Regions from separate parts of the Homo sapiens genome. Here region 1 is linked to region 2. A link is an interaction called in ENCODE POLR2A ChIA-PET data of the cell type or tissue named here. Cell type or tissue: IMR-90. All regions are shown on one strand. Region 1 overlaps ZFAND3 (zinc finger AN1-type containing 3). Region 2 overlaps ZFAND3 (zinc finger AN1-type containing 3).

What was found. Peaks named below come from ENCODE experiments on the same cell type or tissue, not always from the same donor. Only the 100,000 strongest peaks of a DNase experiment are listed, where the experiment ranks them.
Region 1: POLR2A ChIA-PET joins it to region 2 with 11 read pairs; 4 of 35 experiments call an interaction of 5 or more read pairs at or near these places.

The regions. Positions count from the first base shown.
Region 1 is chr6:37,895,362-37,899,361 of GRCh38, forward strand. All of the region lies in intron 1 of ZFAND3 (zinc finger AN1-type containing 3), which reads left to right. Among named protein-coding and RNA genes, the nearest start is that of ZFAND3, 78 kb to the left of the region's middle. In IMR-90, no CTCF peak of the experiment used is centred here; a DNase peak (open chromatin) is centred at 2,190; H3K27ac peaks cover 160 bases.
Region 2 is chr6:37,956,624-37,960,623 of GRCh38, forward strand. The region is part of intron 2 of ZFAND3 (zinc finger AN1-type containing 3); the gene reads left to right. Among named protein-coding and RNA genes, the nearest start is that of ZFAND3, 140 kb to the left of the region's middle. In IMR-90, no CTCF peak of the experiment used is centred here; no DNase peak of the experiment used is centred here.

The DNA.
Region 1 (4,000 bases), 61 kb before region 2:
TTCGCTCTTGTTGCCCAGGCTGGAGTGCAGTGACGTGATCTCCGCTCACTGCAACTTCGGCCTTCTGGGTTCAAGTGATTCTCCTGCCTCAGAGGTTCTTTTTTTTTTTTTTTTTTTTTTTATCTTATATGTCTAGACTTAACTTTTTGAATTTTCTTTTTTTTTTTTGATTTAGTACAAAAAACATGAACATACGGAATACAGTTATATTTATTGGTTTAATGTCTTTGGTTACTATTCTATCATCTGTTTCAATTCTGGATCACTTTTGATTGAGTTGATTTTTCTTGTCACTGTGGGTCATATTTTCCTGCTTCTTTGCATGCTAGTTAAAAGTTTAAATTGTATACCAGAGATTGTGAACTTTACCTTGTTTTCATAGATATTTTTGTATTCTTGTAAATATTCCTGACTTTATTTTGGCATGCTGTTAAGTTTCTTGGGCAGAGTTCAGTCATTTCTTGTCTTTCTAAGTTTTGTTAGGCTGTGGTGTACCAAATCAACATTTAATCTAGGGTTCATTTACTCCACTACTGAGGCAAAACCCTTTTGAGCACTCTACCCTGTGTCCTATGAATTGTGAGGTTTTCCATTCTTACTGATGGGAACACGCACTATTCTAGGCCCTGTGTAAGCTATGGCATTTGTTCCCTCTAGTTATTTTCAGAAGTCTTTGTCCTTCCTTACATTGAGTAGATTTACAGATGTCATCATAATGGTTATGGTTATACTGATTTTGTTTCTTATTTGAAACAGAAAGCTCAGCTTTTCACTGTTAGGTTTGATGTTCCATTTTGGCTTTATTTAAACCTTTTTTCTTTTTCTTTTACAGTATCCTTTTTTTCTGAAAGAAAGTTTCCTTCTGTTGCCTTTGATTTTTTTTGTTTTACAAAAAACCGTGGATGAATATTAATTTTTATCCAGTTATTTTTCTCTGTCCATTGGATGCTCAAGTTTTTTTCTCCTTTATTTTGTTAATGTGGCCTATTACATAAATGTTTGAGTATTAAATCAGCCTTGGACTCCCATGAAAAAACCCAACTTTATTGTACCATGGTATTTTATTGCCCATTTTGGTTTGCTAAATTTTGTTTACATTCTTTGTATCTGTGTTCATGAATGAGGCTGGTGTCTTAATTTTTTTCCTCTTTCTTTTCTTTCTTTCTTTCTTTCTTTCTTTCTTTCTTTCTTTCTTTCTTTCTTTCTTTCTCTCTTTCTCTCTCTTTCTCTTTTTCTTTCTCTCTCTCTTTCTTTCTTTTCTTTCTTTCTTGCCTTCCTGCCTTCCTGCCTGCCTGCCTTCTGTTTTGTGTGTGTGTGTGTCTGTGTGTGTGTGTGTGTTTTAAATACCTATAATGCCCTTATTGAGTTTTGGCATCAAGGTTATGCTGGTCTCATCAGGTGAGTGGATGAGTGCTCCTTCTCTTGCCCTGCTGTGTTTAAGATGGATTTATTTCTTAACTCTTTGTAGAAATTGCCAGTAAAGCCAACCGAGACTGAGATTTTCTTCATTTCTAATGAAGTTCTAAATTTTGGATTTATTTTCTTCTTCACTGTAGGATTGGTTAGATTTTGTTTATTCTTTTTGGTTTTGGTAAGTTTTTTTTCCCTAGAAGTTTAAAATTTATAATTTATTAACATGATATTGTTGATAATATCCTCTTTTTAAATTTAGATATGACTTACATATAATAACAAGTATGATGTTAAATTTACAACGTAATGAATTTTCATACATGTATATTTCTATCTATATATGTCTATATTTGTGTAATCAACAGCTAGAGCAAGGTAAAGAATATTTCCTTCATACCTGTAGGCTCCTTCTTGCCCTCTTCTACTTAAAGCCTTGTCTGTACGTAACTATTATTTTGATCTCTATCACTGTAGTTTTAGTTTTATCTGTTTTAAACATCATGTAACTAGAATCATAGGCACTTCTTCATGTCTGGTGTGTTTTGCTCAACATTATGTCTGTAAGGTTCATCTTTGTTGTTGCTTATGGTAGTAATTCTCATCCCATTGTGTGAATACAGAACAGTTTATGGATTTATTCACTTGTGGGTAGACATTGGCTTATCTTCCGTCTTTGTTAGGTGTAATGCTGCTGTGAATGTTGCTTTATATGTCTCTTGGAAGAAATTCAGCTTCGTATTTCAAGAGTATATAGATGAGAGGGAATCGGTGAGTCATAGGTTATCAATGCTAAGCTTTTGCGGTAGTGGCTATACCAGTTTACTCTCCCAGCATCAGCGGATTAGTATTTCAGTGTTCCACACCTTTGCCAGAATTTGGATATTTTCAGTCTTCTAGCCTCTGGTGGAGTTATATTGGTGTGGCATTTTAATTTTAATTTGCATTGTCTGATGTCTACTGATGTTGAACTGTTTTCCATTTTTTTATTGACCGCATAGATGTCTGCATTTTTGAAGTGCCTGTTCAAGTCTTTTGTCCAATTTAAATTGGGAATCAACAGTCAGCAAGTAGTCAGAAAAGAATAGCAAAAACACACAAAATAAATAAATTGGGAGTCAGTCTTCTTATTGATTTATAGTTCTTTTTATAGTTTACGCACATACCCACACACACACCCCATGTATGTGTATTGCAGCTATCTTCTCCCAATCTGTGGTTGACTTTTTTATTCCCTTAGTGTTATCTTTTGATGAACAGAAGTTCTCAATTTTAATGCAGTGTTATCTATCATTGTTTTATGTGGTCAGGACTCTTTGTGTTTTAAGATATCTTTTCCTATTACAGAGTTAAAAAAGACATTCGAGTTCATTCTTCTAGTTTTATTGTTTTATATTTCGCATTTGGGTCTACTGTACACATTTACATGTGATGTAAAGTAATGGTGAAAGTTCATTTTTTTTTCACACTGATATCAAGTTGACCCAGCTCCGTTTATTGAAAAGACCATTTTCCCTAGTGCTTGCTGTGGTAGTGTTAAGCCACATGCAGGTCTGTTTCTGGACTTTTAATTCTGTTCCATTGGTCTGTTTGTCTGTTTCTACATCAGTGACATGCTGTCTCTATTGCTGTAGCTTTCAGATAGGTTTTCATATCTGGTAGTGTAAGTCCTTCAGGTTTTTTATTATTCTTCATGATTGTCTTAGCTATTCCACAGCCTTTGAATTTTCATATAAATTTTAGAGTCAGACTGTCAATTTCAGTTAAAAAGAAATGCTGTGGTTTTGATTGAAATTCTATTGAATCTAAGCATAGTATATATATTTCCATTTATGTAAGTCTTTAATTTCCCTCAGAAGTGTTTTATAATTTTCAGTGTAGCAACCCTGTACATCTTTTAGATTTATTTCTTGGTATTTGATATCTTTTGATATAAGTACTATGATTTAAATTTCACTTTTTAACTTGTTTATTGTTTTAAATGAGGAAATAAAATTAATTTTTGTATGTTGACCTTATTCAGTGACCTTGCTAAATTCATTAGTTAATTCTAATATTTTACAGATTTCTTTCCATGATACCCAGTCATGTTATGTATGAATAATGACAGGTTTACATATTCATTTCTTATTTATTTATTTTGAGACGGAGTCTCACTCTGTTGCCCAGGCTGGAGTTTAGTGGCGCGATCTCGGCTCGCTGCAAGCTCTGCCTCCCGGGTTCACGCCATTCTCCTACCTCAGCCTCGCAAGTAGCCGGTACTACAGGCGCCCGCCACCACGCCTGGCTAATTTTGTTTTTGTATTTTTAGTAGAGACGGGGTTTCACCGTGTTAGTCAGTGTGGTCTCGATCTCCTGACCTCGTGATCCACCCGCCTCGGCCTCCCAAAGTGCTGGGATTTACAGGCATGAGCCACCACACCTGGCCATTCGTTTCTGATTTTTAAGATTCCTTTTTCTTTTGATGATGTTGGCACCACTAATCTTTTTGATTCTTATTTGACTTTCCTTGCTTAATTCCACTTGCTAGAATCTCTACTATAATGTTGAGTAGTTGTGGTGATAGTGTACCTTCTTACTTTTTTCCTGC
Region 2 (4,000 bases):
GATCTTGGAGAGCAGTGTTTATCTTTTTGGGGTCACGGAACTTTGAAAACTGATGAAAGCTGTGGATCCCTTCAGAAAAATGTGCAAGTGCTCATAGTTTTGCATATATTTCTAAGGAGGTTCATGAATTTTATTGAGGCACTTGCATCTGAAGTAATTGAGGCACTTACATCTGCTTTAGTATGGATGGTCTCATTAAGAGTGCTAAGTGTGGAAGCCAGATATGAAGAGAGGGAAAGCGTGGGAAGAAGGAAGTAATTGTGGATATGAACAGTCCTTCGGGATTGCAAAGCCTTTTGGGAGTGGACTGATAATTGTCCAGTTTCCTTACTTGGAGGTCTAAGCCTGTGACAGTCTTCACATCTCGCTGAGTTTCTAGGGATATTGTGAAAAAAAATGTACTCATTTATGAAAACTGAAATGACCCATGGCTTTCCTGACTTCCTGGTCACTTGTTTCTTTGCTGCTCTTCAGCTCTGGTGTGGTCAGAGTTACTGTGTTTGAAACGATTCAGTCTTTTAGTCTTTCTGTCCATGTGTTAAGCAAGTTCCCCCCCTTTCTTCCTCTCTTTTCAGGAATAACGCAAATTATCTTTTTCTAGAAGAACTATTCTATAACTTGCCAATTCTAGTTGAAACATTTTACCATTTCTTATATCCTTAGTCTCATGCTCTGGATTTGGCATCAATTTTTTTTTTTTCATTGAATTCCAAGACTCTTTTTGTTGATTGTGTAACCTTGGACAAGTGACATAAATGTCTCGGAGTCTCAGTTTGCACTTGTTCTTGGTGGGGATGGTGATAACCTGCTTTACAGTAGGTTTGTAAGGATCAAAATAAATTAGTGAGGCACTTACTAAACTTTCAACATGTATACATGTAAGTTGTTTCTTATTAGGTACAGTGTAATAAAATATATTGGTAAGCAATGCTAGGGTCATCTAGATTTGTTTTTTACTCAAGCAGAACATTTGGCTGTAGTATCTTGAAACTAGAAGCTGGTATGGAATAATTGTTGCACAGATTTAAAATGATGGATGGAATGAAAATAGAGTTGCCAGCTACTTTTTAGCTAAGAAATATGGTAGAACTCTACCCTTAGTTGTTTTCAAGGACACATGATCTACTCTAGGAAACTTGTCAGTACTTTTGTATGCTAGTTGCATACGGACCTAGGCCGAAATTATGAGGAAAAGCAGCAGGACCCTGGTAAATATTCCTGGTGGGATAATTTATGCATATACCTTTGGAGAAAAACTCCAATATGCTGTGTGTGTGACATATAGGGTGTTATGCTCTATGATTTGTTTGACTATATTTAATCCAAAAATCGTGTACACAAATCAAATAGAGGGACTGGACCAGATCAATGAGATCAATAACAAAGGTAAATTTGGATTTTTTTTTCTTGGAAAGAATTTATAATATGACTATGGACAGACAATTAGTCATAAAATTTTAAAAAATATTTGTCTTTATTCTTTAGTGGTGTCCATTCAGATCTGTAAATTTTCAGTACAAAAATATGATTTTAAAAATTGCTCATTTAGGCTGGGCATGATGGCTCACGCCTGTAATGCCAGCACTTTGGGAGACCAAGGTGGGCAGATCACCTGAGGTCAGGAGTTCGAGACCAGCCAGGCCAACATGGGGAAACCCCATCTCTACTAAAAATACAAAGATTAGCTGGGCGTGGTGGCGGGCGCCTGTAACCCCAGCTCCTCGGGAGGCTGAGGCAGGAGAATCGCTTGAACCTGGGAGGTGGAGGTTACAGTGAGCTGAGATTGTGCCACTGCACTTCAGCCTTAGTGACAGAACAAGACTCGGTCTCAAAAAAAAAAAAAAAAAAAAATTCTCATTTAGGTAGATTCTGAACCATTTTATGTAAATGAGATTTTTAAAAAATAATGCTGTATTTCTGCCGTCACTCTAATTAGCAATCCTGGAAGCAAAATATTTGACTTAAGATAATGAGCACTTGAATTGACTTATACTTAGGGAAAAAATGGAACTACATAGTCATAGCAATTAAGCTTGGGATGAGTATGTATACATCACCTTTTCTTCCACACTTAAGACTTCTAAAAAACCTTGCTTGGCTTTTCAGGACCGCCCCCCCCTTCCCCACCCACCGACGGACAAAATGTACCTTGTGTTTACATTGCTTGTATTTTACAATTGTAAATTTCCATAGGGATAGACGTGAATTCTGGTAAAATTTCTCCCCAAACCTTGCTTCATTTATTTTCCAAACTTTAAGATGACTGGCCCCCATTAATGTGTCTGTAAAGTTTGAACCTTAGTCAAAAGTACAAAAATGGTTAAAGGGCTTTAGGAACCAAATTCCTGCCATAGATTTTATCACCAACATCTTTCCTCTGGGTCATTACCCATTTGTTGGCTTCAGTGGAAGTATTGGTGAAGAATGAAAGAGCTAAGTCCTTGGGGTATAGAAGTGGAATAGTGAGTAAGCTGAGGTGTGGTATTCTCGGCAGCCCCCATTTCACCTTCTGAATTTGCTTAAATGCAAGACTTTGCTTTTGTGCTGGTTTTAACCAATGTGATGCAGCATAGCCTAACACAACACAGTGGTTTGTAAATCAGGCTCCAGTCTAGTTCTGTGACATTAATGTGCAACAGCAGAACGTGTTTCAACATTATCAGTGCAGTTTCTCTCCACGGTAGTGATGGTTTCCTGCAGATGCACTTAGTCTGACTTCATCAAAATGGAAATGTTAACATTGGAATTACATAGATGGCTCCAAATCCAGAAATTCTGTCCACTATTGTTATGTAAATGAACAGTGTCAAGAATGGATTTTCACTTAATTTTTTTTAGAGCCTAAAGTATTAATAGTTAGCCTATTCTCTGTTGGTTGTGGTAGTATTCCATTTTTGTTGCTTTACTGAATGTCAGTTTGAATAATATGGATTCATATTATGTATAGAAATGGTAATGATTTCACATAAATTGTCAAATATGTAAATATTTGAATATACAAGAATTTGATGTAGACATTATTGGAACTTACTATAAAAGACCTTACACTTGTGATCCTTGCTTCATATGGACAAGCATTTTCTGGAGCTGTTTCCTGGTTGTATCTGTATTTTGAAAGTCTTTCCATTAACTTTCATCTTCTAGATCCAGAATTAAATTAAGACTAAATAGAGGCTAGTTCCTCAGGCTTACAATTTAAACTGCTTTCTTCTTGAGAACACTTATCACCTAACCTGGGCCCATGAAACTTGAGAAGGCGAAATCTGTATGGAAATAAGTTGTATTTGTTCAAAAGATTTTCTTGAATATCTGCTTTGTTTACTGCCTTACATTAAGCACTTTAGGGAGAAGTAAATATATACTACTTGCTCTCAAAATCCTTAAAGTCTAATTGGGGAGGGTAGGCATAAGCATTGAAATAGCAACACAGTATTTCAAGCAAGACCACTGAAATGTGTTCTGAAATCTTCAAGATACCGCAGTGTAGCATCTATCTGTCTTAGCTATAAAATGGGGATAATAATAGCCCTACTTATTTTTCTGAGGATTAATTGAGATCCTGTGTTAAATAAAATAGTAAAACCACACTGAGCTGGTCAGCTTTAGGCACACTGACCAGCCAACTCACTCATGCCTGCAAAGCTGTCCTGCAACACAGGTAATTCAGATTCATACTTAGCAAAATCATTTGTTATATGCAGTGAACCTTGAAACCTCAAATGTCAGATCCTTGAATGCCAAATGTTTAGTGTGACAAACATTTCAAGTCTATGTGGGCAGCAAACATTCATATACATATACACCCTTTACTTTGGACAGAAGGCAATGGGGAGTACCATCAGTGATGTTTGCCTGAGCCTGGCAACTTAATTCCTTTGTGGCACTGCTCACTTTCCATGAATTACATCCTCTTAGCACGTACACATTCTGCTGATGTTCAAACAACTACCTTAGAATCCTGTAGCTACCTTCGCATTTGTGTGCCTTCCGTTTATAAATA